Linked DNA regions of Homo sapiens: all the other regions are linked to region 4. Evidence: read pairs that join two places in POLR2A ChIA-PET (ENCODE). Cell type or tissue: MCF 10A. All regions are shown on one strand. Region 1 overlaps STPG1 (sperm tail PG-rich repeat containing 1). Region 2 has its middle 25 kb from the start of GRHL3. Region 3 overlaps STPG1 (sperm tail PG-rich repeat containing 1). Region 4 holds the start of LINC02800 (long intergenic non-protein coding RNA 2800). Region 5 overlaps STPG1 (sperm tail PG-rich repeat containing 1). Region 6 has its middle 33 kb from the start of GRHL3. Region 7 overlaps STPG1 (sperm tail PG-rich repeat containing 1).

The links. Peaks named below come from ENCODE experiments on the same cell type or tissue, not always from the same donor. Only the 100,000 strongest peaks of a DNase experiment are listed, where the experiment ranks them.
Region 1: POLR2A ChIA-PET joins it to region 4 with 13 read pairs; 8 of 35 experiments call an interaction of 5 or more read pairs at or near these places.
Region 2: POLR2A ChIA-PET joins it to region 4 with 17 read pairs; 5 of 35 experiments call an interaction of 5 or more read pairs at or near these places.
Region 3: POLR2A ChIA-PET joins it to region 4 with 20 read pairs; 24 of 35 experiments call an interaction of 5 or more read pairs at or near these places.
Region 5: POLR2A ChIA-PET joins it to region 4 with 14 read pairs; 24 of 35 experiments call an interaction of 5 or more read pairs at or near these places.
Region 6: POLR2A ChIA-PET joins it to region 4 with 10 read pairs; 4 of 35 experiments call an interaction of 5 or more read pairs at or near these places.
Region 7: POLR2A ChIA-PET joins it to region 4 with 12 read pairs; 24 of 35 experiments call an interaction of 5 or more read pairs at or near these places.

The regions. Positions count from the first base shown.
Region 1 is chr1:24,363,676-24,367,675 of GRCh38, forward strand. All of the region lies in intron 7 of STPG1 (sperm tail PG-rich repeat containing 1), which reads right to left. It also overlaps a transcript of GRHL3 not described here. Among named protein-coding and RNA genes, the nearest start is that of GRHL3-AS1, 44 kb to the left of the region's middle. RefSeq lists enhancers at 1,142-2,341, 1,544-1,838, 1,603-1,652. In MCF 10A, no CTCF peak of the experiment used is centred here; a DNase peak (open chromatin) is centred at 1,746.
Region 2 is chr1:24,292,647-24,296,646 of GRCh38, forward strand. No RefSeq gene overlaps it. Among named protein-coding and RNA genes, the nearest start is that of GRHL3, 25 kb to the right of the region's middle. In MCF 10A, a CTCF peak has its summit at 2,265; DNase peaks (open chromatin) are centred at 1,855 and 2,395.
Region 3 is chr1:24,383,737-24,387,736 of GRCh38, forward strand. It overlaps STPG1 (sperm tail PG-rich repeat containing 1), which reads right to left. Exons shown (of 9, transcript NM_001199013.2): 4 at 166-267. Among named protein-coding and RNA genes, the nearest start is that of STPG1, 28 kb to the right of the region's middle. RefSeq lists an enhancer at 784-833. In MCF 10A, a CTCF peak has its summit at 1,644 (motif pointing right); DNase peaks (open chromatin) are centred at 665 and 1,615.
Region 4 is chr1:24,200,068-24,204,067 of GRCh38, forward strand. It overlaps LINC02800 (long intergenic non-protein coding RNA 2800), which reads left to right and starts at 173. Exons shown (of 3, transcript NR_027087.2): 1 at 173-324; 2 at 2,397-2,532. In MCF 10A, a CTCF peak has its summit at 1,973 (motif pointing right); DNase peaks (open chromatin) are centred at 2,104 and 3,604.
Region 5 is chr1:24,377,900-24,381,899 of GRCh38, forward strand. It overlaps STPG1 (sperm tail PG-rich repeat containing 1), which reads right to left. Exons shown (of 9, transcript NM_001199013.2): 5 at 1,754-1,924. Among named protein-coding and RNA genes, the nearest start is that of STPG1, 34 kb to the right of the region's middle. In MCF 10A, no CTCF peak of the experiment used is centred here; a DNase peak (open chromatin) is centred at 2,182.
Region 6 is chr1:24,284,592-24,288,591 of GRCh38, forward strand. No RefSeq gene overlaps it. Among named protein-coding and RNA genes, the nearest start is that of GRHL3, 33 kb to the right of the region's middle. RefSeq lists enhancers at 1,509-2,107, 2,108-2,706 and a silencer at 2,148-2,442. In MCF 10A, no CTCF peak of the experiment used is centred here; DNase peaks (open chromatin) are centred at 840, 1,830 and 2,170.
Region 7 is chr1:24,392,313-24,396,312 of GRCh38, forward strand. All of the region lies in intron 2 of STPG1 (sperm tail PG-rich repeat containing 1), which reads right to left. Among named protein-coding and RNA genes, the nearest start is that of STPG1, 19 kb to the right of the region's middle. In MCF 10A, a CTCF peak has its summit at 212 (motif pointing left); DNase peaks (open chromatin) are centred at 159 and 1,819.

The DNA.
Region 1 (4,000 bases), 160 kb after region 4:
TAAAATAAAAAACTGCATTGAAAGCAGAGAGAAAGAGACAGAGACAGAGGGACATTAATTCCAACAAGATGAATCCAGAAATCCATCCAGAAATCCAGAAAATCTTCAGGTGGGGAAGAGCATTTCCAGCAGAGGGAACAGCAGGAGCAAAAGCATGGAATGGGGAAAGCTGTAGCTGTTATGGCAGGAATTGGGACACAAGGAGACAGACGCTGAGCACCTAGACTGCCTTCAACCCTCCATTCACCAGTGATTTCCTGGGTTGTTCACTTGCTTCTGATACTCCCCACTTACAAACCCTGATGAAAACTTAAAGGCAAGATCTATTTATGGCCTCTCAATCCAGCCTAATCTCCCATGTCCTGCTGCTTCCGTTTTACCTTCCAGAAACACCCAACACAACACAGTTCAGCAACTCCATGCCTTTGTCCCTGCTGTTCCTTCTGTGAGAAACACCAACTTTCCCTGCAAACTCGAATTCAATTCTTGACGTTCTCACTTTCTTCCAGGGAAACTTCTCTCCTCCACCCACGCCTGTCTCGCCACCCCCCACCTGACTGTCTTGAATGTTCCCATCCTGTGACTCAAGTGAGGAACATGGGTTTTGGAGATGGATTTTGGAGGCAGAGGGACCTGGATTCAAATCCCAGCCCCACCACCGTCAACAGCCTGCACTTCACTGTAAACTCGGAATGACACACCCACCTGGAGGAGAGGTGGAAGGACGACGGCAGGTCACATCTGAGAGCTCTCAGCTCAGAGTATGTGGCCCCTGAATACATTCTGGCTATTACTTTGCATTTAAAATGTTGCATTTTCTATGGCTTTTACTTGCCTAGCTCTTTAAGGGAAGGTATTGTGTCTTCCTCAGCTTTGAGGCCCCTAGCCCTATCCCGGGAACATTTGCTGAAGTGCAGAGAAAAGCAGAGGGCTGGCAGCATGTAAAGGAGCCCAGGCATCTGAGGCCCACATGACAGTTTCATCCTCATCCAGGGCTGGTCCCTCCATGTCGAGGTGGGGCTGACAAATCACAAAGGTCAGGCTGGATCAAACCCAGGGCAGCCCACAGTGCATTGTGACCAGGGCTTTTATGAGCCTCATTGCTCAGTTATAAAAGCCAACCTGGCCCTGCCCCGTGGAAAGAAAACATCTATCAAAGGCTCTGAGTTGGCCACAACTGGATTAAGTGTGTTTGCAGCTTCCAATGTGAGCTGTTTGCAAATCACCTAAGAATAATGAATGTCTTAGAGGACTCAGCAGGCCACTTGGGGAAAGCATCTGAGACCCTCCAGACACTCCCAGGCACACATTCACTCGCCTCAGGGATTCCCAGGGTTGGGAGGGATAAAGGGGCAATTTTTCTCATCATTAAAGGGCAGCCGATTGCCTCTGGGGTGGAATGCAGTATCTGTTTAACAGGGTAGCGGGTGACAGATTACAGCTGCTTGGGAAGAAGCATCCCATATCTAATTGAAAATCCCAGGGGAAGTTAGGGTGGGTCCAATCTAATTACCAAAATTGGAGTGGGGCCAACGGGGCTTGATTTTTCAGCTCTAGCTGTGACAAGACAGCGTGTCTGTGCAAATCCAGTGGCTTAAAACTCCAGGAAGCAGATCAAGGGTTAGAAAAATGGCCCTGAGTGTTGCACCTCCTTGCTGGGGAGCATGAGTTGGAAGGCATTGCCTAGGAGGAACTATTTTGATCTCCAAAACTCTCACCCTGACTCACCCTAAGTGATTGAGTCATCACTGTGACGGATATTGAAGACCTCAGAAGCGAAACCTTGGCTGATACTTCACTTTGCTTCTGAAGACACCCTGGAAGCTGAGAAGTCCTCTTAGCTTTGAGTCAGCAAGGTGGCCATGGCCAAGGAACACCCGATGGCATGACCTTTAGCTAAGGAGCTCAGAAATGCCAGTGCTAACAAACAGCCAGCCCCAAGCACAGCATCCGCCCTGCGGGGCCACACTAGAAACCCTAGGAAGACACAGAGGACCCGCTCACCTGCTTTGATAAAAATACAAGTTACCATGTGAATTTTGTGGGTTATCTCCTTTTATCCTTACAACCACATTATGAGGTGTTCTTATCCTGGTTCACCAAGGATGACTTTGAACCCACTGGGAGTTAAGTGACCTCCCTTCCCCCAGGCCCACAGGGCTGGTGAGCAGGGAAAGTGGAGGTTCCATGGTACTGACTTTGGGGCCTACGCTAATCAATCCACTGCCCACGCTGCCTCCATGGCCTCTTCAGGGGACGTGATCAGCCGTTCCCTGCCCTAATGGTGGCCTCCTGAGCTTTGGTCATATCCAGCCATCCTCTCACGGCTGGGCTTTACATTTTTTGGCCAGTAACATGAGACTAAAAACTCCAGGGAGAATTCATATCTGCACTGATGCTTCCTGCACCCTGAAGAAAGCAGATCCAGAAAAGCATTTCTGTAGCTGTAACTCTGCCCAAGAATGGGAAGCCCATCAACTCCAACCCAAGACAGATGAGGGCAGGTCTCCCCCTGCATGGCACGCGTGTGTTCCCGAGAAAGAAACATGGCGGCAAGTCACCGCCGCTCCACGTAGCCGTGGAGAGCTAAAGAGGATTAGTTCTGATGTGGACAAAGTCCTAAGGGAAGGTGCATGCAGATGGGGTCACCTCAGGGGTCTACTGACCTCAGGAACCCGTGTAGCTCCTGTCCCTCTCTTCCCTCCAGGGACACAGGAGAAAACAGAACTGGAATTTGAGAAACTGGATTTTGGATATTTCCTCAACACTCTGATATTCAGCTGTCTTTTCTTTTCATTACATCATTTTCTTCATCATTCATCGGGAACAGATAAATGTTTTTTTTAGAATAGTCCAAAGCCTACCAGTCTTATCTTCTTGCTTTCCAAATAAAATGATAAATTTCTTAGCTTCATCTTTCCCACGTTAATTTTAAAATACATAATCTGGACCTCCTCTGTGGGTCCAGGCTGGCTCCACGTTCGTTGTCCCCTGTGTGCTCTCCTGAGTCCATGGTGAGCAAACCTGGGATTCTGATGTGTCAGAAATGCAGACACCCTTCTTTCGCTTATAGAGAAATGAAGACCCAGAGAGGTGCCCAGAGCAGCCCCAGACCACAGAGCCAGCTATACAAATGTCGTGCTATAGAGCCTGGGGCACCATCCCCTCATCAGGGTGAACCCAAGTTTAGGAGACAGCGGGTTAATAGGTTCCTTTACTGCAGGCCTTCTCAGAGCCTTTAAGATGCCTGTGCAGACTGCGATGTTCTCAGGGGCAGAGGGTTACGATGCAGTGCTTCTCAGACTTATTAACCAAAGACCTTTTATTTGTGAAGCATTGACAGAGAGCCAGCGAGCCCTAGAAGCCCCAGACACGCAGTCCCGCTGCACTGCCCAGTGGGAAGACGGCCCCATGGGTTGTACATGGCCATACACCCCTGGGGCCACCTAACCCGGCATTTTGCTGCAGGCTCCTCCACCTGGCTTCGAGGCTGTTCCCAGATGAGGTTGGCTGGAGGCGTGGTGTCCTGTTCACCTGAGCCTCCAGTACAGAACTAGAAATCTATAGAGTCTGCTGACTGACAAATGCAAACGCCATAAAATAAGAACGATCTCAAACCACCTGTTCAAACTTGAGCAAAAGCCAGAAGATATTTCTCCAGATAAAGCAGTTAAAAATTGAGCATCCTCCACTCTTATGTTATTTCACCATTTTCCTTGAAGAAGCTTCCAAATTTGGGCTGGGGGCTTGAGCTGCCATGCCAAATAACAGCTGTATTGTATAATATAGCCTAGTAGGTCTATAGGATATACAATAACCACAGCTATCATTATAAGGGTAATAGCTATTTTCTTTCTTTTTGAGACCAAGTCTTGCTCTGTCACCCAGGCTGGAGTGCAGTGGCATGATCTCGGCTCACTGCAACCTCCACCTCCCCGGTTCAAGCAATTCTCCTGCCTCAGCCTCCTGAGTAGCTGGGATTACAGGCGCCCTCCACCAC
Region 2 (4,000 bases), 93 kb after region 4:
TCATGTCCTACTGAAAAAAGACCCACTGGCCGGGCGCGGTGGCTGATGCCTGTAATCCCAGCACTTTGGGAGGCTAAGGCGGGCAGATCATGAGATCAGGAGTTTGAGACTAGCCTGGCCAACATAATGAAACGCTGTCTCTACTGAAAATACAAAAAAATTAGTCCAGCATGGTGGTGCGCACCTGCAGTCCCAGCTACTCGGGAGGCTGAGGCAGGAGAATTGCTTGAACCCGGGAGGCGGAGATTGCAGCGAGCCAAGATTGCGCCACTGCACTCCAGCTTGGGCGACAGAGCGAGACTTCATCTCAAAAAAAAAAAAAAAAAAAAAGAAAAAAAAAGACGCACTGCAGTCAGAGTGTAGGCCAGTCTGGTATAACGATTTGAGCATGGGTCTTGGCGCCAGATCCTGGCTCTGGTCTCTGAGCCTCAGTTTGCTCATCTGCCAAATGGGGATAATAACAGTAGCTCGTGGGGTAGAGAAGGCTTGTAATGTAGAAGTTAAGTGTGTGCACAGGTCCAGTTGCCCTGCTTTGAGACCTGGCTCCCTCATTTTCTAGCCCTGTGACCTTGAGCAGATTACTTCACTCTATGTGCCTTGGTTTCTCCAGCTGTAAAAAGGGAGAAATAATAGTACTCCCCTCATAGGCGTGGATAGTCATAGACGTGAAATGCTTAAAACAGTGCCTGGCACATAGTAACTGCTACATATGTGTACCCAACTGATACCATCCCATGGGGCTGTTGTGAGGATTAAATTAGAATATAAATAAAACGTGTCCAGCCTAGGGCCTGGTATACGGTAAGAACTCAATTCAGAGGAGCTGTTATTTAATATGACTTTGGCTCAAATTCAGCATGTTACATATGTGCTCCTAGGGTGGGAGGAGGGAAAAAAACCTGGGCAGAAATTCTAGGCCTTGCAATCTCACTCTGCGATCTCCTGTGAAAGGGGCCGCAGCAGCTTCTGCATTTGGGTGGGTGCGCCACGGTGCAGTTCTGGGTGTGTCCTGCTGCCTGACTCAGACACAAGTGCCCTCTCCCACCTGTCCCCCACCCATCTCCCACAGCACCCTGTGCCTGCCCATCCATGTGGTGATTAGGCCTGACCCCGAAAGCAGCAAGATTCTATCACTGCCCCAGGGCCAGGGGTGGCAGGAGGGGTTATAATTATGGGTTTCATCGAAATTGTGGAAATGGCAAACGCTGCTTTCTGCGGCTCCTCTAAGGGCCCTGCTGGGGCCCTCCCCAAACCCTCCCACCTGGGTGCCCCCAGAAGCCGGCACTCCCAGTCCATGGCAACCTACAGTTACAGACAACTTATTACAAGTGTGCTAAGCGTTTTATGTGAAGAATCTCATTTAATCCTCACAAACGGTATTATTTCCCCCATCTTACAGGTGAGACTCAGGAAGGCAAAGTGACTCACCCTAAAGTATGCGGCCAAGACAGTCTCCAAGGACTTTCTGGCTCTTTGGCCCGTGATCTTAACCTCTACCTGAGTTTGTATCAAATATGGCACCAAAATGTGGTTGTAGTCCTACAGTTAGGGAACTGGGCCCCGAGTTTGGCCATGGCTCTCACCCTGTGCGATCTGGGCAGTCACGTCACCTCTCTGAGCCTAGGTTTCCTCTTGAGTTTAGCATGAGGGCCGGAGGAGGAAACGTGTGTGTCTATTAATGCCTGGGATGGATAAGGCTCCATAAGGGTCAGCTACCATATTCTTTTGCTGTTGTTGGTACTGTTAGGCTTTATTGGTGGAGTGATGAAATCACCGTCTACACAGACACAAACATCAGGGCATTGGGAAACCTCTTCGTACTGGATGTGCCACAGGCGAGATTTGATCATACATTCTCCAATTTCTTCCAGATCCTGAGTCATGAAAAGGTGGGCTGAGTCATGCCTGGGGCTTCCATTTTGCTTATACTGAGCCATTACGTTGTGAAATCTTTAGTAAGTAGCAGGAGCTTTAATGGAAAGCAAATTAAACTCATCCCCCAGTTTGCTGGGGGTGTGGAAGCCCGTCCGGGAAGCTCATAGTGATCATAGCATGGAGCCTGGAGCTCTTGGAAGGAAAGGGGTTTGAGAAGTCCTAGGTCTTCCTCCCCGCCTTTCCTTTTTCTTTTTAATAATGTGTTTTCTTCAGCCTGTGATAAATGACTGGGAGTGGAAGATGCCCAGTAGGGGGAGGGAAAGGGAGGGATGTTGTTTACTTATCTGGGAGCACATCGCCAAGACAAAGCTTGGAGTTCTAATACTCTCCAGTGCGTGACCCACTTCCCTCTGTGGCCCAGAGCAAGTATCGCCCTGATTTGCTGGTGACTCTGCAATAATCACCTCCCTCAAACTTCCACACCTCTCCCAGCAAGGCAGGAAGGAAACACCACGCCTGGCCTTGGGCAATCCCAGGGACCAGCCAGGATTCCATTAACCCCAGAAGTGAACCCTGGATTCCATTGGTCAGGCCCCACCCCCCAACTTCGTTGGGCTTCCTTGGGTAATTTATGAGCTTCTCCACTTTGGCTGTTATTATTCGCCTCTTGTTAATGAGCAGGCTTAGGGCATTCAGGATTTCCTTAGTCAGTGATTCCTCCTTCTGGAGTAGTCTGTCTTTGGACTTTTATAGGTCGTTAACAGCCTTGCAAAGTCTGACACTGTACCAGGCAACTGGGTTTCTTTACTGGAAAGGAAAAGGGGGAGGCTGAGGGACGGATGGAAGCTACTTCAGGTCAAGGGGGGCTCTTGCTCACCACAGGACATAAGCTCACCATTTTCTGTCCCAAGGGGACAAACACGACACACGCGGCTACAGGGGACTGAGGAGATTTTGTATCTGCATTCATTTTAAAATGGAGAGACCTGGAAATTGGCCTCCAAAGACAGCAAAGTAATGTTTCATTCACTGCTCTTGGGGGCTTCCTATTTTCTGAGGTAAATGTGTGCAGTTGCTTTCCTGGAAGGCACTTTTTCCTCAGCCTCAAGGCCTCTCCAGCTGAGGTGGCTGAGGGAAGGCCTGGAGTGAGGGGATAAAGTCACGGTTGACAACAACACCCTTCTTTTCATTCCTCAGCACTTGACACACTGGCACGCTTAATAAAACAGGTGGCAGGCATGGTGGGACCAAAGTGCTGATTCAGCCATGCCACTTGCCTTTCATCTTGGGCTTGGACTGTCGAACAGACATGCTTAACAAGAAGAGGTGGAGGAGTTTATCCCCTTAATAAGCCACCCTGAAGTCACTGTGCGGAATCATGTTCATCTCTCAGGATGCTGCGGGGGAATCATTTCTAGTTACAGAGTCTTAATAATTTGCCCAGTGGGCTTAAGAACTATTGATACATTCATTAATAACAACAAAATCTATTGATACATTTTTTGGAAAAAAGCAAGCTTAGGCTGGGCGCGGTGGCTCACGCCTGTAATCCCAGCACTTTGGAAGGCCGAGCCGGGTGAATCATGAGGTCAGGAGTTCGAGATCAGCCTGGCCAACATGGTAAAACCCCGTCTCTACTAGAAATAAAAAAAATTAGCTGGCGTGGTGGTGGGTTCCTGTAATCCCAGCTACTCGGGAGGCTGAGGCAGGAGAATCGCTTGAACCCACGAGGCAGAGGTTGCAGTGAGCTGAGATCGCGCCACTGCACTCCAGCCTGGGTGACAGTGCGAGACTCCATCTCAAAAAAAAGAAAAAAGCAAGCTTATAAAACATAATATCTTGTCTGTGATTCCATTTTTGTGAAAAAAAATCTACTATGGAAAGAATAGGTTGGAAGGTTTTAAAATATCAGCATTGAATGGTGGAGTAATGTTTTTAAATTTTTAGTTATTTATTGCCTTTGGTAATTCTGAAAATTTTCTCCCACAAACATATATTACATTTGAAATAAATAATAAAAGTAAACCCCTGGATATTTCTGGTAAATCCAACCCCAGCTTAGCTTAAAATTGTCTCCCAGATTCAGACAAAAATATCTCAAGGTCAGTGGCTAATTTCTGCTTTT
Region 3 (4,000 bases), 180 kb after region 4:
CACAGGGTCCAATTTACTTGCATGAAATTTGAGGAGGCAGTTACTCTCCTAATTAGAACCATAGGCCTTTGGAGAGAAAGGACCAGATGTCCAATATATAATTATGCAATGAATGAAGGAAATTACTGACCAGTTAATGCTTTACTCAAGAGAAGTGGTTCTCACCATTGAGGGAAACATGCAAGTTCCTTTCTTGGACAATGAGACACTGTTGGACACCGGTGACTGGTGAATAACATTGTAGAACCCAGGTCCTGGGATATCATTCTGAAAGGGAAGAGAAGGTGGTGTCATCGAGATACTTCAATTCCATTGTGCTTTTCCACAGGCTTTACATCCATTAACACTAAGCCTTACTGTAATCCCACAGCACAGGCGCTACCACCACTTGGTGGGTGACAGCCTAGCTCCACCATTTCCTGACTTGCCCGATCTTCGTCTCAGTTACCAAGTGGTGGGGCTGGAATTCCAAGCCAGGCTAGACTCCCAAAGCCCTTGCTCTTTCCACTATGCCCTGCCGCATTCCAAAAGAACACAGTTGTTTTTTCAAGTCATTAGAGAAATGGGCCTAAAGTGGGACACTGAATGCGGCTGATGTGCAAGTCAGTGTGCAGTGATTGGGTAAGCCAGACCCACGGCAAGGGAAGGGTGAGCGATTTCATGTTCACCCCACCCCACCTGACTCAGCTTCCTCCTCAGCCTTTCAGAAGAGAAACCAGGGAGTGTTTCTGTTTATAAAGCAAAATGAAACAAAAACAACCTTCAACCCAAACCAGGCCATTTCTAACTCTCAGACAAAAAGAGGCAAGCTCTTGAGGCTCAAGTGCTGAATGATGCAGGCATGTGAGAGAGGAATAAGTGAGAGGTCACTTCCAAGTTCATTTCTGCTGCGGGAGCTCATCGGGCTTTCATTGCATTTCCCATGCTAGTTACCAGGGGGAAGTAAATGTTGACAGAAGTTGGCTGAGTGGTGTGAAATGCTAAGGATGCTCCACTGTGGCAAGAGGTTCCTGGGTACCTGCTTGGTGTCAGAAGCTTTTCAAAGTTGGTCTCATTTTCACCATCAGCCAGTGATGAAGGGATTACTGTCCCCCGTTGATAAATGGAGACACTAAGGCACGTGGAGATGAATTTGCCCAAGGTCCCGCTGCTGTAAGTGGCAGTACCTGACTTCAGTGCCAAGCGCACGGTGTGTGCTGTCTTGTTTACTCCTCACAACAAGCCTTTTACAGTGAGGTATGATCAGGGCTACTTTAAGGAAAGTGAGGCCCAGAGACACAGCTAGTAAGTGGCAAACCCCAGAGCTGAACCGAGACAGCCCGACTCCAGAGCTTGCTGTCTCCAATCTCTGCCACTCAGGCCTGTCCTGTCTCCACCATCCCTACTGCCTTCCTTAGGGTAGAAAGCCCAAGGTACCATCAGTGCCTTCCAGGACTTTCCAGTCTGGCTGGGCAGTGTGTAATTATGGTTTCATATAAGGGATAGGGTCAAAGTGCTGTTAACGGGTTCTTCTGTGCTGACTTTTAAATGCAGTGAGTCCTTTCACCCTTGCCCCATGGGAGGTGACGACAGGGGTGCTGATTCCTGCTTTAGGTGAGAATGATCCCCGGTGGACGGAAGAGGAACTGACTGCCATGGAGAGTGAGGCAGGCAGCAGGAGGCACTGTGGAGCCAGGTACTCCAGCACCCCAGGCCGAGAGCCCAGGAGAACCCTCGTGTTGTGGATGCAGATGCGAAGGGCTATGGGGAGACAAGGAAGAGATTTTTCTAGGCAACTGTTTTCAGGGCAAGCATCAATTTCTCGAGTGCTCATTTTGTGCCATGCACTGTTCTGAGGACTTTACATGTACTATTAGCTCACTTAATCTCCATTTTAAAGAAGTTGGGGCCAAAAGAGATAAGGCCCACATAACTAGTAAATGTCAGAGCCAGAACCGAGGCATTCTGACCACAGAGTCTGCTCTTAACCACGAAACCAAACTAATTCTCAAATGAGATTACATAGGATTAAAAAAATCCCCACCGGGTTATGAATCAGAAATTGTAGTCTCAGTGCTGCCACACGCTAAGTGATCTTGAGCAAGTCACCTCTCTGGGCTTCCTTATTTGTAAGTCCAAGGTGTTGGGCCTTGGGTGCTTTTGAGCTTCCAGAGTCCCTGAATCTAGGAAAGCTGACACAGGAAGTGTCACTGTGACTCTTCTAGGTTTAAATAGTAGATAGTGAAGACACACACCTCTAGCTCCCGGTTATCACCACACTCTGAACCTGACCATCAGTTTGCAAGAATTTTCTGAGCACTCATATGTGTCTGAGGAGCTAGGGGTTCCAGACAAAATGCAAGACCTAAATGCCGGCTCCATCCTACCTGCCCAGTTAAATTAGAATTTCAGATAAACTGCAGATGATGATTTTAGTATATCCCATGCAATATTTGGGACATACTTGTACTAACAGAGTTGCCATTTATCTGAAATTCTAATTTAACTGGACATCTCGTGTTTTCATTTGCTGAAGCTCACAACTTTCCTGGGCTTTAACACACTTTAATTCTGCCACTTTGCATACTGGCTTGAGTCCAAGGCAAATGGCAAGAAGGCTGTTACCACTTAGCCTGGAGGAATGGAGTGCTGCCTGTTTGTTCTTAGTGAGCAAAAAGAGAGTCCTCCAGGCAGCGGCAGCTGGAGCTGGCCAGCGGCAGCTTGTGAGGACAACTGTTAAAAATTCCAAAATGTTGCTGCTGGTGGCTTGAAGTTGGCCACGGTGGCAGTATTTATGTCACAAAAACGGGCAGATGCTACATCTCAGCACTTTTCTTCGAGGAGGGTAAATGGTGGTTGACCAGCACACCACCGCCTTCGTGCAACGCCCAAGTAGGTCTCTGGGAGGGAAATGTCAAGCGTTCTCCTGTGACTTCTAGAGGTGGGCGGATGCCACCCTCAGAGAGGCCTTTCGCCTGTGCAAAAACAGTTCCTGCGACTGACATTCTGTGACTTGGATGAATTTAGCCTCTCAGAGCAAATCCCAGAGAACGAGAATCCAAGTTGTGACTGGTGTGAACTTAGCCACTCCTTGGTTTCTTGGCAAAAACCAAATAAACAAACAAAACAAAAACATGTATGGGGAGGGAGAAGGGAAGAGAACTCGCATTTACTAGTGCTCTAGGGAAGCCCTACCCACTGTCTCCTTTGCTGCCTCTAAGTGTGAGGATTGAAGGGGTCAATACACATAAAGTGGGTGGAACAGCGCCGATGCGGCCCGCCATCATCATCATCACCATCACCATCACCACGCACGATGTTGCCTGCTACTGCCTCCATGGAGCCAGGACCCTCCCTTGGGAGTCACAAACCTTCAGAGTGGGACTGAGCAGCTTATTAGCAGCCTGTTGAAGTGCCCTGCGTGGGATGGGGGCAAAAATGCAATTTAGCGGACACTGATTGAAACCTACTGTGCATCAGGACCTGTGCCAAGGATGGAAGATACAGGCGCAACCTGTTAGCAGCTCACAGGGTTTAGGAATGGGAGGAAGGAGATGTATCACAACAGTGCTCATGGATGGATGTGTGGTCGTGACTCCATGGGAAATGCGCAGATTTGAGTTGGGGGCATTTGATCCATTTTTGAGGGGTTTGTGGGGTCTGGAAAGGACAGCAATGACCACTGCCCAAGGAGCTCCTAGGCAGGTGGTGGAGGTAAGACAGCACACACATTAACCTTGTGTCAAGGGCATAAGACGAGCTGTGGGAGGTGCCTCCACCTCGGGAAGATGCTGGGGAAACAGGGTCTGAGGACCAGGAGCTGCTACCTGGGTTCATCCTCACTCTGCCCAGCCTCCACTGCACCAGCTACTTCACCCTCTTTTCATCTCAGGATCATTATCTGAAAAGTATGGATAATGATGGGATTTAGCTCATGGGGTTATTATGGGGATTAAATGAGGTAATAAATGCAAAGGTCTTTGAGGGGTACCTGGCATGTCATGAGTGCCAGCCCAGTGTT
Region 4 (4,000 bases):
AGGCCTAAGGATGTCTGCTGAGTTGAGACTAAGGTGTAGTGGGTGATATGTTTGGCTGTGTCGCCACCCAAATCTCATCTTGAATTGTAGCTCCCATAATTCCCACGTGTTGTGGGAGGGACCTGGTGGGAGACAGTTGAATCATGGGAGCAGTTTCCCCCATACGGTTCCCATGGTAGTGAATAAGTCTTATAAGATCTGATGATTTTATAAGGGGTTTCCCCTTTTGCTTAGCTCTCATTCATTCCCTCTTGTCTGCTGCTACGTAAGACGTGCCTTTTGCCTTCTGCCATGATTGTGAGGCCTCCCCAGCCACTTGGAACTGTGAGTCTACTAAACCTCTTTTTCTTTGTAAATTACCCAGTCTCTGGTCTTTATTAGCAGCATGAAAACAGACTAATACAGGGGGTAAGGACACGTGGAGCAAGATTGGTTACTACATTAGTCCAGGGAAGACAATGGTGGTGGCAGCTGTGAAGGTGGTGAGACGTGGCTGGATTCTGGATATATTTCAAGGGGAGAACCAGTGAGATGTATTGAAAGATTTGATGTCAGGGGTGAGAGAAAAAGGAGGTCAAGGGTGATACTAAGGCTTTTTGTCTTGAGCCAACAAAGACTAGCGGTGCCTTTTACTTAGTGGGGAAGATGGTGGAGGGATGGTTTGGAGGTGCAAATCAAGAGTTCCATATTTAGACATGCTACATTTGAGATGCCTTTTAGGTCACCGAGTGATTGAGTAAAGACAGAGGTCAGAAAACTGAGCCTTAGGCTGGGCTCGGTGGCTCACGCCTGTAATCCTAACACTTTAGGAGACTGAGGTGGGAGGATCACCCAGGAGTTTGAGACCAGCCTGGGCAACATAGGGAGACCCCATCTCTACAAAAAACAAAACAAGTTAGTGAGGTGTGGAGGCACACATCTGTGGTCCCAGCTACTTGGGAGGTTGAGGTAGGAGGATCACTTGTGCCTGGGAGGTTGAGGCTGCAGTGAGCTGTGATCACACTACTGCAGTCCACCCTGGGCAACAGGGCAAGACCCAGTCTCAAAAAAAAGATTTAGCCTTGATTCCTTTTCTCAGGGTCCTATAAGGATCACAGTATACAATAGATTGGACTAGATCAGAGATGAAAACATAACTCACACGCATGCGGCCACATCCCTTCCAGTGCCGCTGGCAGATATCACAAATTCATCACAGCACTCAGGAATCCTCTCAACCCAGAGCTCTAGGCAGCCTCTACCAACCAAGTGGAGATGATACAAAAACGAAAACTCTCCATCATCCTGAACTGGTTGAGATACCCAAGAATGCGGTTAAAACCATGGGCTTGGGCCGGGCGCCGTGGCTCACGCCTGTAATCCCAGCATTTTGGGAGGCTGAGGCAGGCAGATCACAAGGTCAGAAGATTAAGACCATCCTGGCTAACATGGTGAAACCCTGTCTCTACTAAAAATACAAAAAATTAGCCGGGCGTGGTGGCGGGTGCCTGTAGTCCCAGCTACTTGGGAGGCTGAGGCAGGAGAATGGCGTGAACCCTGGAGGTGGAGCTTGCAGTGAGCCGAGATCGCGCCACTGCACTCCAGCCTGGGCGACAGAGTGAGACTCCGTCTCAAAAAACAACAACAACAACAAAAAACCATGGGCTTTTGGGCTAGAGAGGCCTGGGCTGCACAGCTAATCTTGCTACCAGCTAACTTGAAACCTCAGAAAAAAACTGTTTCTCAGTTTCTTCATCTGAAAAATTGGATTAGTAATAGTTCCTATTTCATAGGGCTGTTGTGAACATTGAGATCATCCAATAAAATTATTTAGCACAGTGCCTGGGACACAGTCAACCATCAATAAAAGTGGCAGCAGCAGCAGTAATAGTTGTTGGATGGTGTTACTCCAGCTTGAACATTCCAGATACATCCGTCTTACATTCTGTTTCTGACATTGGACAAATAGTGTAATGTTGGGGCTGTCCAGCAGGAGGCACTGCTGACATGTACTTCTCTATTGCCCACAGAGGTCCAGGAAGTGGGAGGCAGTTTTCCCTGGAGCAGTGTTCTCTGATGATTGCCCTGGCAGAGGCCTAGACTTTTCTTCCTGGTACAATAAACCAAGCTCTTGGCTCCTCCCAGACAGCAGTGTCTCAGCTTTCTTCCTGGGACTGGTCCTCTCTTCTCAGATCCAGTTCCTGGCCTCCTCCTGCTTATAGCCTCCAGCCAAGCTGCTGAATCTGGCAACCCAGGCCCTGGCCAACCTTTCCTTCTTGTCCAGGCCCCTAGCGGCCGCCAACTTCCCCAAAGCCAGCAGGCACGTGCAGGACATGCCAGCTTGGAATAGGTTTCCTGCGCCCTCTCTCTTCCCCCTCAACTCTGTAAAATCCCTTTTTTTGATTCCTCCTCTTCAGAGATGGAGCCGGGCAGGACTAACCCTGCTGTGCAGATGGAATAAAAGGCAGGGACCTGTTCCACGATGCTCCCAAGCTCAGATCACAGCGAGCTAAAGGGAACCTGGGAGGTGGGTCTCCTAAGCCTCAGGCACAGGTGAGTCACTCGCCACTCAGACCACACTCATCTTTCAGACTCAGGTGTTCACTGGGGGCTCAGTGGGCATCTTCTGTCTTTCGGCCCTGTGCTGGGCACAGGGCTTGACTAAGATGGAGGGAGACCGTGCTGAGCCTCGGGAGGCTGAGACACGGGCTGGGCCTCGAGACGGGGAGATGGGGGCTGAGCCTCAGGAGGCTGAGATGGGGCTCGGCTGGGGGATGGCTGCTGTGGATCATAACAGATAGACAGTTCTACCTACCCTGTGATAGGGGATGGGCAGCCAGGGTGCTGTCAGAGGACAGATTTCTGGATGCTTGTGGAGACCCATGAAACCACAGGCTCCCTAAAGCACGTGTCTTTTTAAAAGGGTCCATCTTGGATCCATCTTTCCCCACACTCACCGTTGAACATGATTCTCCAGCCCTCTATAGCCTCAATATCCCTCTCTTGGCCAAATAGAATCTCTTTCCTGATTCCCCCATCCCCCGCCAGGGCATACATCCCCACCTCCCACACACCCCTGCTGCCCACACATCCCTGCTGCCCACACACCCCTGCTGCCCACACACCCCTGCTGCCCACACACCCCTGCTGCTTAGCATCAGGTGAACTTCTGGGAAGGCCCTGGAAAGGGCCCAGCAGGTGGGGGAGCAGCCTCTGAACCACCTCCCTTTCTTCCCCGTGCCCTCCTGCCTCAGCCACCATCTCCTTCCATGTACCCCTCCCTTCATTCTTCCTCTTGGCGTGGCATCCACAGCCTACAGAATATCTGTCCCTAGCCCTTATCACTGTCCACTCCCAGCCTGGGTTTTGCATAAGGAAGATGCCAGGACTTATTGCTTGATAAACTCCAGCGTGCCTTTGCCTCCCTCCCTCCCTCCTTCCCTCCCTCCTGCCTACGAAATCTGCAATCTTTGGCATGTGTTTGTTACACGGAATGCCACCAGTGGGTCATCAGCTGTCACTGTGAACAAACAAGAAAAAGAAAATGCAAAGCAGGCCGCTGCTTGGTGTGCCGGTGCCCCAAACCACAATGGCACACCTGGTGGTTTTCGGTGGAAGGCGGCCTGGGTTCAGCCCACGTGTTGGCCTGGGGACATCGCATGAGTCAGCTGAGGTGGATAGTCGTTCTTATTTATGGTGATTAAAAATACCTCTGTTTTTCCTTTACATAAAAACAATACACATTAGCTGTAGAATAATTAGAACTAGAAACTTTGGCTGCAACAAACAAAAACCAAAGACGTACCTGTAACGCGCCCCCCCGCCGCCCCGACCCCCACCCACTCACGCACCTAGAAATGATCACTGTGAGCTGCTTGGGAGGTGCTCGCAGACCACATGCCTTTTTTTTTTTTTTTCACTTATACAAAATGAGCTCATACTGTACATATTGTTTTATAACCTGCCTTTTTTGTTGAACAATATATTGTGAGTAAAAACTGCTAACATTTCATTAGACTTA
Region 5 (4,000 bases), 180 kb after region 4:
CTTCTTTATACTGGGAACAAGATAATCCACTTTATGGATTCACTTGTGAGTATTAAATATGATTAATACATAACTCTTAGACCAGCACTTAGTACATGAGAAGTGCTTCATCCTCCTCCTCCTCCTCCTCATCATTTTCAGGCTCTGATTATGCCGAGGGAAGACTGCCTGGAGTTGGACTGCCCAGTATAGTAGCCACAGGTTGCATGTGGCTATTGGCCCTGGAAACGTGGCTGGCCCAAATTAAAATGTGCTGGAAGAATAAAACACATACTGGATTTTAAAGACTCACTACAAGGAAAATAGTCTTCCTCAAATATAAAATTCATAACTTTTATATTGATTAGTGTTGAAATGATAATATTTTGGATCTGTTGGGTAAACTATATTACTCAAATTAACTTCATCTGTCCCTTTTTCTTTTTAGATGTGGCTACTAGAAAATCTTAAATGAGGCCGGGCACGGTGGCTCCCGCCTGTAATCCCAGCACTTTGGGAGGCCGAGGCAGGTGGATCACGAGATCAGGAGATTGAGACCATCCTGGCTAACCCAGTGAAACCCCATCTCTACTAAAAATACAAAAAATTAGCCGGGTGTGGTGGCGGGTGCCTGTAGTCCCAGCAACTTGGGAGGCTGAGGCAGGAGAATGGTGTGAACCCAGGAGGTGGAGCCTGCAGATTGCACCACTGCTCTCCAGCCTGGGCAACAGAGCAAGACTCCGTCTCAAAAAAAAGCTTGAATCCATCATAGAAGGTGGGCAGGATTTTTGTAGTCAGAAAAATAATTATTAATTATCAATATTATGAAGGAAAAAAGGAAATGGTATAATAAATGTATAAAACCAAAATAGTTTGGAAAATGGCATAACATTAATGTCTTAAGTACAATTCATATCTTGCGCACTTCAGAGTGCTTTCACGTTCGTTGCCTTATGGTAACCCTGTAGGGCAAGTAGAATTGATTCCATTGTACAGTGGGGGCTGTGACTTACTTACTTGCTTGTATTTAAGGGTAAGTAAATACCCTTCATGTACTAACAAAGACAGCCCTACCAATCTCCATGTATTGTGTGGTCCTTGTGTGACTGGTGCTGTCCTGGGCATGAAGCATACATTATCTCATTTAATATTTGCATTAACACGATGAGGTGAACATACATCACCATTTTACAGATCAGTAAACTAAGCCCTGGAAAGGTTAAGGGACTTGCCGAAGGCCGCACAGTTAGAAAGTGGCAACAGATGAGAGCTAAACCAAACCTTCCTGAGTCCATCTCTTAACCATCCATGCCATTCTGCGTCAGTGAATACAAAGCGATCATAATTGGCACAGCAGGGCACGACTGTTAAAACACCTATTTTCTGATATGAAAGTTTATTTTCCCTAGAAGAACCTAAAAAGTAAATCATTAGTGGCTGCAGACAAAGTGGTAAATAATACACCCATTGTTACAGATGAGAAAACTACGTCCCAGAAAGGTTACAGGACAAGAGTAATTAGAATATGTGTTTCTCAGGGCAGTGGCCTCCCCACAGCTTGATACTGGCCTCCATGTTGCCCATCCTGATCTCTGGGGTCTGCAAATTCCCTGTAAGAGTCTTGTACAGCCTTAGGCACCCATTGGGTAGTCAACAAATGCTAACTGGCTTGACAACTGCATTAAAATACGATGTCCCCAAGATCCCCTCTTCCTTTTATTTTAGTAAACCATTAATTCGATCTGTATTTAGCAAGCATAGGCAGAGTTCTTACATTGTAATAGTTTGGTGCAGGAGTTTCAAACTTGAGAGCTTTCATAAAGCTTGGCAACTGGAACATGCTGGAACACGAATTACTAAAGTCTCTCTTGGAAATAAAATCCGATGGGATAGTGTATGCATTCGCTGCAGGGTATTTAGAAATGATGGTGTCCAATCGGGCGCACTGTAAGGAGACAACCAAAGGAATCAGCATTGTCACATAATATTGTGGATCTGAAGGACAGATGTCAAAAAGATGGTGACCAGCACAAGGTCTAAATGCATTTTATAAAAGGCGAAACTCTGGCAGTAACAATGATAAACTGACCTCAGGCTTTGAGGATCTTCCCTTGGAAAACGCAAGTTCAGACCTGTACTCGCTTCTGTAAACTAACTCAAATTATTCATCTTCTGTTTGGGACTTGGCAAAAATGATTTTGCCATAAATGCATTTCCACCCAATCCTGTTCCAGGCCACTTACCCTTGACTCATCAGCTGTTGGGTAATTTATGTGATAGGAAGCTTTAGATGCTCTTCTCAGCCTAGGCTTTTCTTCTGAGTAAAATCTCACATCTTGTTTCTAAGGTTAAATGATCTGAACTGCCTAAGCAACGAGTTTGCTTCAAACAAAGCTCCAGGGGGCTTGTTGTCCATCTGTGCCTCCTACCCTCCACCAAATTACTGTTTTCATCAAATCCTACAGTATTTTCACGGTTTAACAGAACCAATCCCACCCTTTCAGGAAGCCACGATAAATTATCTTCAGTTAAAAAACAAACAGAATCAATGTTTGTCAAAAGAACAGGGACAAAAGTCACAGAAACTCAGTGATAACATCACTTTCCCCTAAGATAGCATGGCAAGTATTGGAGTCTGATAAAACAAAAAATTTCCCACTATTTAATGGTCAAAAGCTTGAGAACATTGCCCTGGATTTTCTCACTTGATAGGAATCAATAACTACACAAACACAGAAAGTGGGTGAGCCAAAAGGAAGGCATTAGGGCCCCCCTACTTCACTCTGTGCTTGGTGGTGACGGTCCTCAGCGTCTGGTTTATGGACCCCCACTAGCATTTGGGGGGGTGTAGCACCAGAAGCGGGAGTGTTCTTGTCCAGAGCCTAAGTTGTTCAGAGCCTAACCTGGGTTCAAGCCCCAGCTCAACCCCAGCCTCTTCAGTAATGGGAAGTTAACTCCAACGCTGATCTGTTCCTTGAGTATCCAACTCTGCCAAACTCGAATTCTAATAAGAAGTGGCTACATGCAGTGTGTAAGGATTTGCTGATGCTCCTAGAAGTAAGGTCACCCCAGCTTTGAACGTGCTTCATCTTTTTCATTCTGGCCAAGAGTTAACCAATACCTTTGGTGGGTTTTTGTGTTGAATCCTCAGGACAACCCTGAGCAGTGGATCTTATGATTATCTCTACTTTACAGATGAGGAAGCTGAACTTCCCCAGCTAATTCAGGCGGAGGACCAGCATTCCTACCCAAGCAGTCAGCCTCCACTACATGACATGGATCAGAGAGCCCATTCTAAAGGGGAAAGGGTTGAGCGACATGGCTCTGGGATAACAGCAAGCCCATTCAATCATAGACTCTTTTTTGGTTTAGAACACCTACAACTTACATTTTGAAAATGAAAAAACTTCTTCCCAAAAAAGTCCCAGTAGAGGCAATGTTTTATAAAGTATCGTAATAGAATTAGTCTCAGAATGTGGCTACAGTAACACTCACTCACCAACACTACACACCCCTTGGTTTACTTGCCAGGCCTGTGGCCTCCAATCTGGCCAAATGCCGGCATTTATGAACTTCTCTCCAGCACCTACTAACTTTTCTAGAGCCACTCCTGCCAGCATGCAAATACAGAGAGGCCATCAAACTCTCCACCCACCTGCCTCATACACTTCTCCTAGTCAGTCCTGTGGAAGATTCTGGAGCAAAGATTTGGAATATACTAATAAAGCTCTTTATATCATTCAGACTTAGAGAGATGACAGGTCTCTCAAAAGGTTGGGTGTAGTTGTTTCAACAGTCATGAGGAAGTTTCTAAAATTTATAGACCCACAGAGTTTTTTGGTCAGCCTCACCCATAATCACATTCCTACTGGTCATTCTGATCTTTCTCTGATGAGAGCTACTTTTAATTCCCTCTAAGTCTTGGGATGCAGAAGCGGAGGAGGTGCTAAAGGTGAAAGTTACTGAAAGAGGCGGTGGGGTGGGGGATATGAAATTCTCATCCAGTTCACACGGGAATGAG
Region 6 (4,000 bases), 85 kb after region 4:
GGGAGGCCAAGGTGGGCAGATTGCTTGAGTCCAGGAGTTCAAGGCCAGCCTGGGCAACACAGACCCTGTCTCTACAGAAGTAAACAAAATTAGCCCAGTGTGGTGGTGTGTGCCTGTGGTCCCAGCTACTCAGGAGGCTGAGGTGGGAGGATTGCTTGAGACCGGGAGGTTAAGGCTACTGTGAGCTGTAACCATGCCATTGTACTCCAGCCTGGGTGACAGAGCACGACCCTGTCTCAAAATTAAATAAATAAATAAATATTATTTCTTCAGAGAGTACCTCAGCCCAGCTCAGGTGCCCAGTTCAAAGCACCCACCTCAGCCCAGTTCAAAGCACACACAGTCCCTTGAATTTTCCTTCTCAGCCTCATCACATCTGTAATTTAAGTAACTCTTTGTTTAACATCTGCCTCCTTGGCCCAGCCCAGGAGCCCCATGGGGGAGGGCTGGGTCTCTGTTGCTCACCCCTCCATCCCGCTCCTCATGCAGGTCTGGCACTTAGTGGGCACTTGGGAAACACGAGTGACCCTTTCAGAACCCAGGAGATGGCCTGTGGATCTGGAACCTCCAGCACCCACGTGAGGCCCTTTGACTTGGCCTCTTGCCAATAAGGTTTGGGCCAAGGCCATGGAGACAGTGGCAGAAGCCTTGGCGTTCAAGCTGTACCCCCCTAGAAATTGGGGTTCAGTCAGTTCCCCAATTCTGTGGTTAGATTAAGGGTGGGCAGGCCCAGACAAGCCTGTTCTGGAGCAGAGGCCACTGGGGCAGGCAAACCCTGAGCCTCACCCACGCTGCTCTGTCTCCGGAGCACACGCAGGCTGCTACATGCCTAAGGAGATGTGGCAGCTGCTCCCCAAACGCAGCTACACCCCGACCTCCATCTTGAGAGAGAGGAGAGCCTGTGGTGTACAGCGTGGCCCCAGCAGGCACCTGTGCTGATGGGAAAACACACAGACAGGCCAACGAATACACGTACGCGCACGCACGTACAGACTCCACTCAGAGGCAACTTCTGGGCAAGGCCCAGCCCTCTGCTGTGGTTTTGTATGGGCCCAAATATTTCTCTTTCTTGATTTATGAGCTGAGGAGGGTGAGAATCCCAATAGGCACAGCCTAGTGGCACAGGGACCTGGTTGTCTGTGTGCCCTGGGGAATTACATTGAGAATAAGGACAATGCCAACAGCGGCAGCTGCCAAAGTTGTCTTTTAAAATCAAAGACTCCTATGTGCCAGGCACCGTGCTAAGCCTTCTGTACATGACCAATATTTATTGAGGGCCCACTGTGCTCCAGGCACCGTGTAAGGCTTTTGGGATACAGCGATGCACAGAGGAGGTATGAAGTTGTGCCCTCGTGCAGCTTATGGTTGGGAAAGGCACGTAGTAAGTGAAACAAATAAGTAACTTATACAGCAGGTTAGAAGGGGCATGTGCTGTGGAGGGAAATAAGGTAGCAAAGGAGGAGAGAGGAGTGGAGTTGGGCAGGGGAATGCTGTGGTTTTGTTTTTTTTTTTATGTTTTTATTTTTGATACTGGGTCTTGCTGTGTTGCCCAGGCTGGGGGGCAGTGGTGCAATCACCGCTCTCACTGCAACCTCGACCTCCCAGGTTCAAGCCATCCTTCCACCTCAGCTTCCCAAGTAGCTGGAACTACAGGTGTGTACCACGACGCCCAGCTAATTTTTCTGTTTTTTTTTTTTTCTTTTTTGTATTTTTTGTGGAGACAGGGTTTCACCATGTTGCCCAGACCCATCTCAAACTCCTGGGCTCAAGAGATCCTCCCACCTTGGCCTCCCAAAATACTGGGGATTACAGGCGTGAGTCACTGTGCCCCACCTAATGTTGTGGTTTTAAACAGCCTGATCAGGCTCCCGGAGAAGGTGACACTGTATCGTCTCAGGTCACCTTCTTAATAAGCTCCTCTGGTCATCACTATTATCATCCCCATGTGATGGCTGAGAGAGCTGAGGCTCAGATGGGGAACAGACGTGCTCAGAGGGTCTCAGTTTGTGATAGCAGAGCTAGGATTTGAACCCAGATCTCCCTGATGTCAAAACGTTAGTTAACCAGCCATGAGATCCTGCCTTCTGGCACAGTGGCCTGCCCCTGCTTGCCACAGCCCTTGGGGTGCAGGCCTTCCAGGACCGGGGGCTGTGTTCAGATTCCATCTGCTGGGTTACCTGCCAGGAGAGGGCAGTTGCTGAGTCTCCCTAGGGCTGGCATTCCTGCTAGGCATGTGTCTCCAAGTCAGACCTGTTTGGGCTGCACAGCCCAGCCCCTGAAAAAGTTCTTTTGTGCTTTCTCAAAGGGCCTCACAAGAGGGTTAAACGCCCTCACATTAGTGCTAATTTGGGGCTGACTTTCCTATTCAGCCAGGGACAAAGCGGTGTTTGCACAAGGACCTGAGGAATGGGACCACACGCACTGCCAGGGAGCGGGGGCTCTGTGCCCACCGCCCTCCGCCCACCCTCCCTGCCCTCGCAGGCCCCTGTTTCTCTCACAGGTAACTGGAGCTCTGCTGGGATTCTGGGTCCTCTGGCTCTAGCTCTGCCCAGAGATCTGAGCAAGTCTTGGCCCCAGTCTCTCCCAGTGAAAACCCTCTATGAAGGAATGGAAGGGCCCATTACAGATCCCTATTGTCATGGACAAGAAATGTTTGTTGTAATGAAAAATAGAAACAACCTAAATGTCAATCAAAGGGGCAAATGGTTAAGCACACGAGAGAACAAACATTCACATCACACAGATATTTAAAAAGAGTGAGGCTGGTCTCTGGGCACAGCAACACAGAAAGCACATACAGCCTGCTGTGAAGCAAAAACAGAAAACTGCAAAAGAATATACACAGTAGGATCCCATTTAGATTCATTTATTTTATTTTATAATTTTTTTGAGACAGGGTCTCACTCTATTGCCCAGACTGGAGTGCAGTGGTGCAATCTCGACTCACTGCAGTCTTGAACTTTCCAGCTCCAGTGATCCTCTCACCTCAGCCTCCCGAGTAGCTGGGACTACAGGTGTGCACCACCACACCTGGCCAATTGTGTGTGTGTGTGTGTGTGTGTGTAGAGACACCTGTAATCCCAGCACTTTGGGAGGCCAGGGCAGGTAGATCGCTGGAGCTCAGGAGTTTGAGACCAGCTTGGGCAACATAGGAACACCTCAACTCTCCAAAAAATGTTTTAAAAACCGGCCAGATGCAATGGTTCATGCCTGTAATCCCAACACTCTGGGAGGCTAAGGCGGGTGGATCACTTGAGGTCAGGAGTTCAAGACCAGCCTAGCCAACATGGTGAAACCCCCGTCTTGACAAAAAAAAAAAAAAAAAAAAAAAAAAAAAATTAGCCAGGCAGGCACTGTGCTGCACACCTGTAGTCCCAGCTACTTGGGAGGCTGAGACATGAGAATCGCTTGAACCCAGGAGGTGGAGGTTGCAGTGAGCCAAGATCACGCCACTGCATTCCAGCCTGGGTGACAGAATGAGACTCCATCTCAAAAAAAAAAAAAAACCTAGCTGGGTGTACTGGTGCATGCCTGTAGTCCCAGCTACTCGGAAGGCTGAGGCAGGAGGATCACTTGAGCCCCAGTGGGTAGACATCGCACCACTGCATTCCAGCCTGGGCAACAGAGTGAGACCCTGTCTCAAAAAAAAAAAAGTATAAATGTGTATGTATGTATGTATGTGTGTGCATGTGTAAGAGACAGAGATAAGTACATTGAATGAAGAACTTCTGTGTTGTTCTATACAGTTGACACTCACTACTTACGGTAGTTCTCCTCCTATAAAGTCACCGCAAACGCTGACTTCCCAAATACAGAACCATTGCTCCTAGATATATCCAAGGTGAAATTCCTGTGAGCCACTGATCACATTTTCATTAACCAAGCAATATGGAACCTTGTTTTATGTGTGATTCTATTAAACACACTTTATTTAGTGTAAGTTGTTGCTTCATTAACATTGACTGCACTGTAATTCATGCATGAAGGAAGCTTATCTAAC
Region 7 (4,000 bases), 190 kb after region 4:
CTTCCACAACTGCTAGAACTTGGCAGCATCTGTCTGCATAGCAGGTTGATTATAGACTCTAACCTGTAAGTGTAATGGACTCTGACTCCAGTTTTTTGATGTTTGATGGCTGATAGCTCTTCAGCTTCACCACTCCCTCATTCCCTTCTGCCCTACCACTGGGCAAGCGGATGAGAAAGCCCAGAGCTCCCTCCTGTGGCACCAGCTGGAAGTTCAAACCACGCAGACCCCTGCCCTCAGTCCAGCCTCGCTTTCCAACCATAAGAAAACCCCCAAGCCAGGCTCCTTTCCCTGCTCTCTCAAGCCATTATTGGATCAGGTTAGGAAGGCTGTGCTGCTGTCCTCAGAAGGCCTCACTATGTGGGTGATAAGCCTTTTCCTACACTCTTCATGAGCGTGTGTGTGGCACCGTAAGTCTTGACATCCAAACCAAATTTTGGGTGGGGGGGTGCATCCTGACTCTGTAGGCTGTTCACAACAGTAAGCCAAATTATTTTAACATCAGAATCCTAACCTTCAGAGAGGAAATACGCGCAGAAATGGGGGAAAAAAAACAGTCAAGAGAAGGAAAGAAGAAAGTATGTGTTAGCCATGACAGAGGGTGGTTTGTATGGAAACTATCAGTAAGGCTCATTTCTTCATCTCTGAATTTTTTTAAAAAACAATACTCCTTTTCAGAGCAGGAAGCCTGAAGACAACAGGGACCCCTCAAGGGGTACAATCATGAACCAGCTTCACAGTTGAGGAAACTGAGGCTTAGAGGGATTAAGTTACTCATCCGAATCACCCAGCACTTAAGCGGAACAGGTAGGGTGTGAACATGATTTGCCTAATGAGTCCAGGCTCTTGAGCTCTGAGCTGTGCTTCCTCTTCCTGAGCTGGCCTCTAGTAAGTGCTCAATAAACACGATGGGGAGAGGGACACTGAAGCCTAATCTGCCTGGGTGGAGGATGAAGCAAGTAAAAGGAGCTGAATACGTGTTTAAGTAGAAAATATTTGGGGATACCAATATACAGTAAATGTATTCTTCTCCTCCCCTCCCCATTTAAGTAGATGAATGGCTATGTTTTTGGTTTGTTTGCTTTAAGAGAGCTATACAGCAAATCAAAAGGCAGAAGCAGCTGCAAGACTTCCTGGCTTTTGTTTCTAAAAGCCTAAGCCTATAGAACAGCTAAGAGAGTGTGCAGAGGAGGCAGTAAAAAGAGAGTTATTTAAAAAAGGTTAAAGGAAGGACATTCTCCTGGGGAAAGGAGAGGTTTCTGCCTGACTGGAAAGGAGATCCAAGGCTTCTGGCTATAACAGAAATGCATGTGTCAGAGCAGCCCTCTTGATGAAACAATTTAAAAAGTAGAATTTTTGAAAAACACTCTGGATGACTGAACTCCTATTTCTTACCAAAACAGGACTAGATTTGCCCTCCCAGCTGGAAAAAAAAAGTTAAAAATGGGCAAGATATATAAAGCAATCAAGATACTGGACATCAGGCAACAAAGGACAGGGATCCCTGAGAGAAGCAAAGTAAATGAGGTTGGCAATAAGATGGTCCCCAGCTTTCTGCCAGGAGAAAATCTCAAGACCACAGCACAGGAAGAAGGGATCCAGATGGAGCCCCGTGGTCTTCCTGAGTTGAGGAAATAGATCTGGGAGTCCAGAAAGACCAAGACAGCTAAGTTCACAGAGCAGAGTACCAGAGAAGAGAGAGCTACCCAGATGGAGAGCTATGGAGCTCTGCAACGGGGTCCCCTGAGTAAGTTCCTGGGTATTGACCAACACATGGCATGAGAAAACTACCCAGGGCTGGAGAAGGAACCGCCTGGCAGAATTCAAGTGAGCAATCCCTGAGGCTTCCACAGGGCCGGGAATAGCTCCTGTTTTCATGAGTCACAGCGGGAAAACCTCATAATTCATGGAACATAGAGTATGCAGGAGGGTTTCGCCTCAGAAATGGGGCAAAATTACCCCTAGACTAAATACTGCTCTGGTTCCAGCTAACAAAGCTTTAAAGCAGGACCTGAAAAGATCAAACTGTCTCCAAATAATTTAACTGCATCTCAGAACAAAGCACAAGAATATTTATGGGACTACAAAAATAGCACCTAAGAGGTAAAATTCAAAATACCTGGCATTGATAAAAAATTAATAGGAGGAAGAAGGAAAAATATACTTCAAAGTGGGGAGAAAATAAATGATCAAAACCAACTCAGAAATGATACAGATGATAGAATTAGTGGAGAAGAACATTATAACTGCTGCACTAACTGTATTTCATATGTTCAAGAAGCCAGAGAAAAGACTGAACATATTAAGTAGATATGGAAGATATAATGACAAGATCCAAATCGAACTACCAGATGTGAAAACTAAATGTCTGAGATTAAAAATACACTAGATGAGATGAATAGCAAATTAGACATTAGAGGAAAAAAAGATTAGTAAACTTGAAGACCTAGAAATAAAACTATACAAAATAAAACAGAAAAAGGACAAGAAAAAGGATTAGTGAGCTGTGTGGAAACTTTGAGGAGCCTAATATATATGTAATCAGGCTCTCAAAAAAAGAAATATGAGGAGAGAAGAAATAGAAAAAAATAGTTCAAGAAAAAATGGTTGAAATTTTTCCAAATTTGATTAAAAAAACTATTGACTCACAGATTCAAGAAAGTCACTTAACATCAAATACAAGAAACATGAAGAAAATGACACCGTAGGCCAACCATAATCAAATTGCTTAAAAAGTGATAAGAAGAAAATGTTAAAATTGGGCAGAGAAAAAAGACATGTCACATATGAAGAAACAAATACGAGAATGACAGCAGATTGATACTGAAAACAACACCTTTAAGGCAATAAAAGGAAAAAAAAAACCTGTCACCCTAGAATCCTGTACTCAGTAAAAATATCTTCAAAAGCAAAAGCAGAATAAAAACTTTTAAAACTATATAAATATTGAAAGAATCATCAGCAAATGGGAGCTACAAGAAATGTTAAGGGAAGCCCTTCAGGCCAAAGAAAATGATACCAGTAGGAAATCTGAATCACATAAAGGAATGAAGCTCTGGAAATAGTAAATATGTGGGTAAATAGAAAATATAAAATTATGAGTATAAATTGAACAATTTTTTTTTTTTTTTTTTTTTTTAGACGGAGTCTCGTTCTTGCGCCCAGGCTGGAGTGCAATGGCGCTATCTCGGCTCACTGCAAGCTCTGCCTCCCGGGTTCACGCCATTCTCCTGCCTCAGCCTCCCGAGTAGCTGGGACTACAGGCGCCCGCCACCGCGCCCGGCTAATTTTTTGTATTTTTAGTAGAGACGGGGTTTCACCGTGTTAGCCAGGATGGTCTCGATCTCCTGACCTCATGATCTGCCCGCCCCGGCTTCTCAAAGTGCTGGGATTACAGGCATGAGCCACCAAACCCAGCCTTGAATAATTTAAATATAACATTTTAAACATTTAAAAAGTAATGATTACTGGCCGGGTGTGGTAGCCTGTAATCCAGCACTTTGGGAGGCCTCCTCACCAAATTAGCCAGGCATGGTGGCAGGTGCCTGTAATCCCAGCTATTCAGGAGGCTGAATCAGGAGAATTGCTTGAACCCAGGAGGTGTAGGTTACAGTGAGCCAAGACTGCGCCACTGCACCCCAGCCTGAGCGACACAGCAAGGCTCCATCTCAAAAAAAAAAAAATTTATGTAAAGCAAAAATAACAACTGTTTTGTAGGGTTTATACCATATGTACAAGTAAAATGTTTAACAACAATAACATAAAGGCCAGGAAGGGAAAAATAAAAATATACTGTTTTAAGGTTCTTCTACTATATGTGAAGTGTTATAATATCACTTGATGGTAGACCATGATAAGTTAAAGATATATACTATAAACTCTAAAGTATGTAGGGATCAACGAACTTTTTCTAAGGGCCAGATAGTACATATCTGTCTATCTATCTATCCATCTATAGCTATCTATCTATCTATCTATCTATCTATCATCTATCTATCTT